2 separate regions of the Homo sapiens genome follow, and region 2 is linked to region 1. Evidence: chromatin loops called from intact Hi-C (ENCODE). Cell type or tissue: B cell. All regions are shown on one strand. Links, peaks and the distances in the headings refer to the core of each region. The heading gives the core; the rest is flanking DNA.

The links. Hi-C counts contacts between places; a loop is a spot of excess contacts. Peaks named below come from ENCODE experiments on the same cell type or tissue, not always from the same donor. Only the 100,000 strongest peaks of a DNase experiment are listed, where the experiment ranks them.
Region 2: it touches region 1 in a loop (13-fold over the local background); 11 of 110 quality-filtered maps call a loop at or near these places.

Annotation. Positions count from the first base shown.
Region 1 is chr12:55,070,562-55,076,045 of GRCh38, reverse strand. No RefSeq gene overlaps it. Among named protein-coding and RNA genes, the nearest start is that of OR9K2, 53 kb to the left of the region's middle. In B cell, for the core only: CTCF peaks have their summits at 2,565, 2,765 (motif pointing right) and 3,767 (motif pointing right); DNase peaks (open chromatin) are centred at 2,825 and 3,765; H3K27ac peaks cover 383 bases.
Region 2 is chr12:55,140,571-55,146,054 of GRCh38, reverse strand. No RefSeq gene overlaps it. Among named protein-coding and RNA genes, the nearest start is that of OR9K2, 17 kb to the right of the region's middle. In B cell, for the core only: CTCF peaks have their summits at 2,398 and 2,599 (motif pointing right); a DNase peak (open chromatin) is centred at 2,594.

The DNA of each region.
Region 1 (5,484 bases), core at 1,529-4,028:
GAAATGCCATTTGAACTAGCAATCCCATTACTGAGTACATACTCAAAAGTAATATAAATCATCCTACTACAAAGATAAATGCATGCATATGTTCATTGCAGCACTACTCACAATAGCAAAGACATGGAATCAACCCAAATGCCCATCATGGATAGACTGGATAAAGAAAATGTGGTACATATTCACCATGGAATATTATGCAGCCATAAAAAAACAAGATCATGTCCTTTGCAGGGACATGGATGGAGCTGGAAGCTTTTATCCTTAGCAAACTAATACAGGAACAGAAAACCAAATACCGCAGGTTCTCATAAGCGGGAGCTGAACAATGAAAACATATGGACACAGGGAGGGGAACAATGCATACTGCGGCCTGTCAGGGTATGGGGTAGGGGGAGGGAGAGCATTAGGAGAAATAGCTAATGCATGCAGGCCTTAATATCTAGGTGATGGGTTGATAGGTGCAGCAAACCGCCATAGCACATGTTTACCTATGTAACTAACCTGCATAGCCTGTACATGTACCCTGAAACTTAAAATAAAAATTAAAATTAAAAAAAGAAATTGATTATTCTTTTTTAATTATGAAGAATAAATCATTTTATTAATTGAATCCAAGGTCTGTTATTCATGTTAAATATATCCTTTAGAAGTAATATTAGAAGAGGTGGCTAAATAATTTTGTCAATTGAGATTGCCCAGAAGCTTCTTCAGTTTTAGAAGTTGGAGAAGATGAGTTAAACCCAATAAAAGTCACTGGTTAGTGATTTATAGACAATGTCAAGTAGTCTATGAATCATTTAGGGGGTTTGAATTGGAACTCTACATATAGAAAAAACATGTCTCCTAGTCTCCCAATCACTAGTGCTCTTAGAACTTCTCTTTCATCATTTAACAATTGCAACTACAACACAAAAACTTTCTTCATTTTCAGTCCTATCCAACAAACCCAGAATCTCCCCACTGGGATTTATTATATTCATACTGTTTCTAGGCAGAAAATAGTTTTCATTAAGATGTAAATTTAATGAATTTCTGAGCAACTTGTTTCTGCTCCATTTGGCATGGTGCCTTGCCGGCTTAGTCCAGGTGCTTCCTAATCGTCATAAAAGTGGAAACAAAGAGCCGAAGACCAGCTTTAAGCAAATGTTTTCTGTTAGACTTTTCAACCTGCCAATAACTTTTTCATGTTGTTTGCTTTTTATCAAAGCAATTGGGAAAAAAAATAGAATTCCATGATCTTTAGATGAATAGATGTTTATTTTAAATTTAGGAAGTCCCTCACCATCTCATTATTTTTATCCCTAGCTCAAACATGAATGGAAACATGCTTAAGAACAGCCACGCTGATTGAAAATTTGTAAGAATTATACATAAAACATACATATGTGAACAATTTCAAACAAAAAGGGAACACAGAAGACTAAACATGACACTTAAGGAGAAAATACAGTGACATGTTATAGAAAAAATTAGAAATATCTACAATACAGAGAGATCTGGAAAACCCTTCAGAAATAAACAGCAGATGATCTTAAAAGAAGAATGATGTTGCCATTTGATTTCTTAAAGGTTGCACTGAAAGAATTGAGTCAAGAAGTTAGAATCTAAAATTTTATAACGTAAGTGTAAGGATATCATAAAAATATTCTCAGATAAACAAAGCCTAAGAAACTGTACCACAATAAATGTAACTTTTAAGAATTCTTGGAAGAAGCATAAAGCAGTAGAATAACATAATGAATAAGTTTAAAATCCAGCTCCTCCATTTGATAGCTCTGTCATTGATGACCTCAGGTAAGACATTTAACCTCCTTAAACTTTAATTTCGTCATCTTTAAAGCAGGAACAATGATAGTACATATCCCAGAGGACTATGATGATTAAATAGATTAATGTGGCCAGGCGCAGTGGCTCATGCCTGTAATACCAGCACTTTGGGAGGCCAGGGTGGGTGGATCACCTGAGGTCAGAAGTTCGAGACCAGCCTGCCCAATACGGCGAAACCCCGACTCTACTAAAAATACCAAAATTAGCCAGGCGTGGTGGCATGCTCCTGTAGTCCCAGCTACTTGGGAGGCTGAGACAGGAGAATTTTTTGAACCCAGGAGGTGGAGGTTGCAGTGAACTGAGATCACGCCACTGCAGTCCAGTCTGGGCGACAGAGCAAGACTCCATCTCAAAAATAAATAAATAAATAAATAAATAAATAAATAAATAAGATTAATGTATTTCATACTTTTATAAGACTACAGAAACAACAGTAAGCATTCTATTAGTGTTGTCTACTAAAACCTTTTGACATCATATTCAATGGTGAAAAGAAGATAAAGGCATACAGATTGGTCAAGAAGAAGTTTAAATTTCCTTATTCAAAATTACATAATTTTGCATATAGAAAATCCTAAGGATCTAGCCCCCTTACCACCCTCAAAAAACTGCTAAAACCGAAAGATAAATCTAAAAAAATCTTGGGATACAAAATTAATATATAAAAATCAATTTATTACTATATACTAACAACAGAAATTGTAAAATTAAATTTATTTTAATATTAAAAGTACCATTTATAATATCAAAATAAAGGTATAAATTTTATCAAGGATGTTTAATATTTCTACATTTAAAACTACAAAATATTGCTACAAAAAAATCTAAGTAAATGAAGATATCCTAAGGATTCCAAATTTTAAAAGAATGTGTTCCTTTGGGTGAAAATAACAACATATTGTAGGAAAATAAATCAGAGATTTTCCTAGTAAACTAGTGCATGCGGACAACTCAAACTACCGCAAGGTGGCAGCACATCCCCATGATAGCACCATCAATACTTGGCCTAGTCAGTGGTGAAAAGTCATGATGGGCTTCTGAGAGGATGTTCCTATTAAATCCTAAGTATTCGATCTACAAAGAACTAGGATCTTTTGATCAATTGAGCCCACATTTTCCTTCAGAGTCCAAAGAGGAAACTGAATTTCTGAAAATGTAGGCGACTTATCAAAGGTCAAAAATAGTTCATGACAGAACCAGGATTAGAACCTGATCTTTTAGTTTCCAGGGCAGCTCCTTCACAGTATTATAAACATTCACTGTGGCCTTTCTCTATCCCAGATCCTCTAGGGACTGTTATTTCTAAGAGAAATGATACGGTGGAATAACAAAATATGTAAACTAAGTAGTGAGCAAAATTTTTGCTTAGGTCCTCCTGATAGAGGCAGGAGGCAGAGAAATTCTAGGCAGACGGGGCGGGTCCCCGGTGAAAACCCACCTTCATGCCAAAGTGGCCTGAGACCTGCAGCCCAAAGTGAGAACTTCCATTCCTCTTTGCCCACTCTCTCCCAATTGGCTCTTTCTGAGTAATGTCTTTTTACCAGTCAAACATGGCCTTTTCCAAAACTACCTATGGCCTGCCCCCACTCCCATCCTGTGCTTATAAAGACCCCAGACTCAGTCAGTAGAGAAGAGAGGCAGCTTGACTTCACTGAGGTGGCTTGACTTCAGGGAATAGCTGGCTGGACTTCGTGAAAGAGCCAGCCGGACTTTGGGGGAAAGACTACCTGCTTGTCCCATCCCCTGTCCAGCTCCCCTGTCCACTGAGAACAATTTCCATCACTTAATAAAATTCTCCGCCTTCACCATCCTTCAAGGCTAACCTCATTCTTCTTGTCCAGCATCCAAGAGCTCAGAACCCACTGAGTGCAGGTACCCAAAAAAGGCTGCCACATTGGCTCTTTGCCCTTGCCAGCAGAGGGCAGCCACCCCACACAATGAGGCAACGGGCCAACCGAGCTGCTAAGACACTGCTGTCTGCAGATGGCAGAGCTATGAGAGCACTGCAAACATGCCCTCTGGGGTTTTGGGGTGGCAGGCACCCCCACCTGGGCACCACTGCAGGCTCCACACTGAGCTTGCTCCTGCTGGTGCCCAAAGCAGCTGGCTGGATCCCACTCACTTACTCACATGCTCTCTCTCACAAAGGGTTGAGTGTGGTGGGCCAAGTAAACAGGGCACCCCTGTCATTAGTCTGACAAAGGGGCTGAGAAAAATCCTGCATCACTCCAGACCTTTTTCTAGTTCCAGCTCTCCCTGACCTAACACTCTCCTTTCAGTATCTTCCCATTTCCTACCCCCTTTCCCACAACAAAATAGGAGATATTCTGATATCAAGAGCCTTATTCGTATTTTGGCTGAACTTCATTTGTTTATTTTGATGATAAAAGGAATGGATATCTCTCACGTTTAAGTAATATTGGGCTATAGAAGTAGATAAACCTTTTACTTGACCTTAAAGTCAGATTCTCATTAAAGCTGAACCCAGTCAGGTAACTAAATATTCTGGTTTTCCTGGGCCTGAGAGGTTTCTCAGTTCTAAAACAGGGAAAGTTCTGAGGTGGGCAACCAGGATGGTTGGTCACCCTAGCTCATTTATGTGAAACTGGGGTTTGTGGTGTGATGTACAACATGATGGACCAGACAAAACAAAATGCATCTGACCATCCCTTTTTGTACCTCTTGCCATCTCTCACTTCACTTCAGCCAACATATATAGGACTACTAAATGTAAGGCTCTGCTATGGTTTGAATGTTTTTGTCTACTCCAAACTCATGTGTTGGAAACTTAATCATCAATGTAACAGTGTTGGGAGGTGGCACCAAATGGGAGGTGTTTAGGTCATGAGGGCTCAGTCCTAATGAATGAATTAATGTTGCAATAAAGGAGCTTTTGGAAGTGGGTTCCCCTTCTGCTCTTCTGCCATGTGAGGAACAGTGTTCCTCCCCTCTGGAGGATGCAGCATTCAAGGCACCATCTTGGAAGCAGACACCAAGCCTGCCAGTGTCTTGACCTTGGACATCCCAGTCTCCAGAACTGTAAGAAATAAATTTCTCTTCTTAATAAGTTTCCCCAGAATACACTATAATGTATTCTGTTACAGCAACAAAAAACTAATCAAGACACACACTGTGCTAGGCCACAGGAATTCAAGGATGAAATATAGTATCCCTACTCTGAGTAGGGTAGCAAATTTTTGCACAAATATGATTCCTGGACAAAATTTTTACTAAATCTGCTTTAGGAAAATTCTCATATCAACCTGGCTTATTTTACAAATACAGTAAATCAAATATGTATATACCCTTTTGTGCCTATTTCTAACAAAACATAGTCATTTTTTTCAAAACTGTAGATAGCTTGTGATAATAGCTAACTTCTGCCAACTCCTTACCAATTTTCTGGAATTCTGCTCTCTGTCTGACTCTAATAACTCTTTGAGGGAAAATCTGTTATTGTCCTCAGGCTTCAAACCAGTAAATTGAGGACTAAATAAGAAAAGTACAATTAATCAAGGACAACATCATACAAATAACAGTGGGAAAAGTAGGTTTCAAGCCCAAATCTGTTGACTCTAAAGCCTATGCCCTCACCCACTCCACTGTACCACTTCTCATCTAGAGGGGATCTTGTTCTGTCAAAAACTTTCTGCA
Region 2 (5,484 bases), core at 1,493-3,992, 70 kb before region 1:
ATTAAACACTAAATACACTTATTAATTATCTATCCAGTGGAGAAACCTGGAAGACATCATCTTAACAAAATAATAAAAGTTAACATTGTCAGTAAGGAGACAAATCATCACCATGGCGAGCCTCCTGATATTATGGACTAATAAAAGAAGCAACACTTCCGTGGTATTCCTGCCCCAAACACAGATCCTGAACCTAGTTCAACAGGAAATATTAAACTAAAATGAACAGACATTTCAAAAGGTCAAAGATGTGAAAAAAAAGGAAAGACTGAGAAACACTTTCATATTGAAAGAGATTAGAGAGGTATGACAAATGCAACATGTAATACTGGGTCAGATGCTGAACAAGAGAGAAAAGGGTATAAGAGAAGAAAGCATTTTTTTTTTTCCTAACAAGAGAATTGTCAGGTCAATTGGTAAAATTTCAGTGGGGTCTATGATAAAAATAATGGTACTGAGAAATATTTTTGTAATCTAGCTATGTTCCAAATTGGTTAAAATGTGCATCTACTAAAAAAGGCATCTAATTTAGAAAAATATATAAATCATGGACACATTACTTATTATCAAAAAATCTTTATTTTTTAACCTTAAAAATTTAAATAACTTATCTAAAATGTAAAATTTGGGATTTAGAAGATCATTTATTAGTTTTTGTGAATTTCACTAATTTGGAAAGCACAATACCTAAAATACCGTATCAAAATTTATATTTGATGTTAAAAAACTGGTTTTAATAATAAATATTTTCAGGACAACCTTATAGGGATTTGAATAAGCCAATTTGTTCATGATAAATCTCTTCATTTATATACATCCTGCTGTTTCTCTGCTTTTCTGGAGAAGTTTGACTAATACACTTTCATTGCAAAACAAGGAACTTTATTTCATTATTTTTATATACAATAAATAAAAATTACCAACATAAAATAAATAAAAACTATGATCAATAATTTGATGATAAAATAATTAAAAATTAAAATGTAAAGAAAAGCAAAAAAATTGATTTAGACAACAGTAAAAAACATGTAGTGAACTTTTAAGTTCTTTCAAACTATTGCATAAGAAACTCTATTGAACATTTGCATACTTTTTTGAATAAAAAGTAAACAAACAGGCTGGGCGTGGTGGCTCACACCTGTAATCCCAACACTTTGGGAGGCCAAGGCAGGCAGATGGCTTGAGGCCATGAGTTTCATACCAGCTTGGCCAACATAGCAAAACCTAGTCTCTACTTAAAATACAAAATTTAGCCAGGCGAGGTGGTACCTGCCTGCAATCCCAGCTACTTGGGAGGCTAAGGCATGAGAATTGCTGGAACCCAGGAGGTGGAGTTTGAAGTGGGCCAAGATCGCACCTCTGCTGGGCGACAGAGCCAGATGCTGTCTCAAAAAAAAAAAAAAAAAAGAAAAAGAAAAAGAAAAGAAAAGAAAAAGAAAAAGAAAAGAAAGAAAGAAAATAAAAAACATTAATAAATTTAAATCATCTAATTAAATATGTCAGTGGAAAAATGATTTTGTCTTCTTGAATAATGGAGTTATTGAATATAAAAAATATCAGAGAGCATTAAAGGAGCCAGAAAACTTCAAATGTTGATAATAGTTATCAGAAATTTGAAGAGAATTCAGCACTATAGAAATTTTGCTGAAAAAAATTCTTTTGAACACCACATCATGTGATAACTTTTCATTTAATGGGACAACTTTTGTAATGGTTTGGTCTAGTCTAGTTGTTTCACATCAAACTGTGGCTCAGACAGTATTTAGTGGTAAGATGTAAATCCAAAGATTCCCCCAATAATTTGTAAAAATCAATAGATTTGCTAAAAATTTTATCATTCATTAAGCAGTTTACTAAGATCATAAAAGGGACTTTTTATTGATTTACGTATTGATATATAAGCATTTGTATATATCAATTACTGAACAGCTGTTAAATATTTTGATTATAACCCCTTCTGTTAACCACTAAAATCATTCCTCAAAACTCTTCCCATAAAAAACACTTGTCCAGATGGCATCTTGTCAGTTTTTGCAAACCTTCAAGGAGCAGAAAATTTCAACCACCTCTTTAGAATAAAAAGAAGAAAAACTTCACCTTTTAATGATGTAATACAAGCTTGAGTCCAAAAGGTGCCATGGTTATTATGAGGAAAATAAATAATGTTCTGTCTTGATGATGAACATATACACAATTATAAATGAAGTTCAGTGAAACTCCATGAAAATGCACCTCAGAATAAGACAAGTTCAGATATAATGTTACTGGCAAATATTTTCCATTTTCTCTTCATCCCTTTTCTGGAACAGGGATGAAATCTTACAGGAATTATTTTCAGTGAGGGAAAAAAACAAAAGGAGGGGAGGGAAAACAAGGCAGACAGTGTCAGACAACTTTATCTTGGGAAACAAGGAGTTAGAGGGTGGCTCGCACAATTCCATTTATTTTCAACCAATCTTCCTTGCTCAGGGTAATATGGTGGGGATGAAAACCAGGTTTCTTGGAAATAGTTAGATTTCTTACCATTGTGCTCGAAGTTCCATTCTTTACAGTACCCAGAATCTTTAGATTTCATGGCAGTAGACAACAGCCACCAGATGGCAGCAAACTACAATTGAGTACAGGATTTCCTTCTGGAGCCACAACTACCCAGAAATCCTGAGCAGTTCCGCACATCCTGGATCACACCATTTACTTCACAACAAGATCCTTACTCTTAAGGGGAAAAAAATACATTTTGAAACTTTTTTGTTATGTTAAAATAGGATTTAAAATGTAAAAAAGTGTAGTGCATTATGAAAAAGTTGATTATATCTCAGAAATGTAAAGTTGGTTTAATATTAGAAAACCAATTAATATAATTCACCACATTAATAGAAAAAGAGATAAAACTGATTGTATTATCTCAATAGATGCCAAAAAGGCACTTGATATAATCAGAAAGATGCAAAAATAAGTCCACAATGAGATGATGCAATATCATGACCATAATTGTATAAAAACATTTTAAAATATGATTGCTACCAGCTATTGGCAAGGATATCAATCAATGTGGCATGTAATATGATGATGATAGGAACTAAATGATTTGTTATTATCTTCTAAAATTAAGAAATGCCCTATGGTTCTGCATAGTTTATGCATATATATGTGTGTATACATATGAGTCAGAAAACAGTGGTATGATAACATCAATGCCCTGAGACAAATAGCTTTACACCTAATGTTGTATATCTGTTGTGGGGGAAAGCATTTCAAATTGGTAAAAAAAAGGATTTCAAATAAATAAATAAGGAAAACTTATGAGCAAGTATCATTTACCAATGCAGCTTTAAACATACGTGTATCAGAAGGGATGATTACCCTAAAAAGAATATGTGAGCTCAAGAATAAATATTCTGTTAAAATGTTAAGCATTTGATGAATATGTAATATATTTCATACATATGTATACACACATATATATGCATAAACTATGCAGAACCATAGGGCATTTCTTAATTTTAGAAGATAATAACAAATCATTTAGTTCCTATCATCATCATATTACATGCCACATTGATTGATATCCTTGCCAGTAGCTGGTAGCAATCATATTTTAAAATGTTTTTATACAATTATGGTCATGATATTGCATCATCTCATTGTGGACTTATTTTTGCATTTTTCTGATTATATCAAGTGCCTTTTCGGCATCTATTGAGATAATACAATCAGTTTCATCTCTTTTGGGAATTCAGCCATCAGTCTAAGTTTTCCTTTACTAAACTTATCTTTATTTTGTCTTTCCTTCTGGCTTCTTCTCTTTGTCTTTGGTATTGTGCGTTTTCACTATGGTACATTTTTTGTAGTGTACCTTCTGTTTGGCATCATTTTACCAACCCATATTCTCTTTCTTTAATTCCATCATTTCCACTGGACATATTGCAGACTCTCTAACACTATTGGTATCATCTATCTCTGTCTCTTTTTGCTGTTTTTTTTTTTCAAGTATCCTAATTCTTTCTTCAGTTATCCTTCATCTGTATTTACATTTTCAATTTTAAGGTAAACTTTGTTTTACTATTAAGCTTTTAATTTTACTTTTTTTTGTTTCTAGAAGTTGTACTTATTTTTTAATCTGGTCATATATTTTAGTTTCTTTTTCTTACCAATGCTAACGTGTTTAAAGGAAAGGAAATTTTTCATGTTTTTTTATATATTTCTATTTATTTATTTGGTCAAATGATACTTCTAAGGTCTTTGGGAAATTGCCACACTGTTTTCCATGATAGCTGAACTAATTCACATTCTCATCAGCAGTGAATAAGCCTTCCCTTTTCCCCACAACCTCTCTGGCATCTATTTTTTGACTTTTTAGTGATAGACATTTGGACTAGTATAAGATGGTATCTCATTGTGGTTTTCATTTGCATTTCTCTACTATTTCTCTAATAGTAGTGTTGAGCATTTTTTCATATGCTTATTGGCTATGTGTATGTCTTCTTTCAAAAAGTGTTCTTCATGTCTTTTGCCCACTTTTTAATGGGGTTATTTGGTTTTTGCTTGTTAATTTGTTTAAGTTCCTTATAGATGCTGGATATTAGAACTTTGTCAGATGCATAGTTTCTCCTATTCTGTAGGCTGTATGTGTACTCTGTTGACAGTTTCTTTTGCTGTGGAGAAGCTCTCTACTTTGATTAGGTCCCATTTGTCAATTTTTTATTTTGTTGCAATTGCTTTTGGCATTTTGTAATGAAATCATTGCCAGGGCCTATGTCCAGATTGGTATTTTCTAGGTTATTTTCATTTTCCAGGATTTTTATAATTTTAGGTTTTACATTTAAGTCTTTAATCCATCTTGAATTTATTTTTGTAGATGGTATAAGAAAGGGGTCCAGTTTCAATCTTCTGCATATGGCTAGCCAGTTATCCCAGCATCATTTACTGAATAGGGACCCCTTTTCCCATTGCTTGATTTTGTTTATTTTGCCAAAGATCAGATGGTTGTGGGCATATGACTTTATTTCTGGGCTCTCTATTCTGTTCCATTGGTCTATGTGTCTGTTTTTGTACTGGAACCATGCTGTTTTGATTACTGTAGCCTTGTAACATAGTTTGAAATTGAATAACCTGATGTCTCCAACTTTGTTACTTTTGCTTAATATTGCCTTGCTATTTGAGCTCTTTTTTGGTTCCATATGAATTTTAAAATAGTTTTTTCTGATTCTGAGAAGAATATCATTGGTAGTTTGATATGGATAGCATTGAATCTGTAAATTGCTTTGGGAAGTATGGGCATTTTAACAATATTGATTCTTCCTATCCATGCACATGGAATTTTTTCCATTTGTTTGTGTCATCTCTGATTTCTTTCAGCAGTGTTTTGTAATCCTTGTGATAGAGATTATTCACCTCCCTGGTTAGCTGTATTCCTAGGTATTTTATTCCTTTTGTGGCTATTGTGAATGGGATTGCATTCTTGGTTTGGCTCTCAACTTGAAT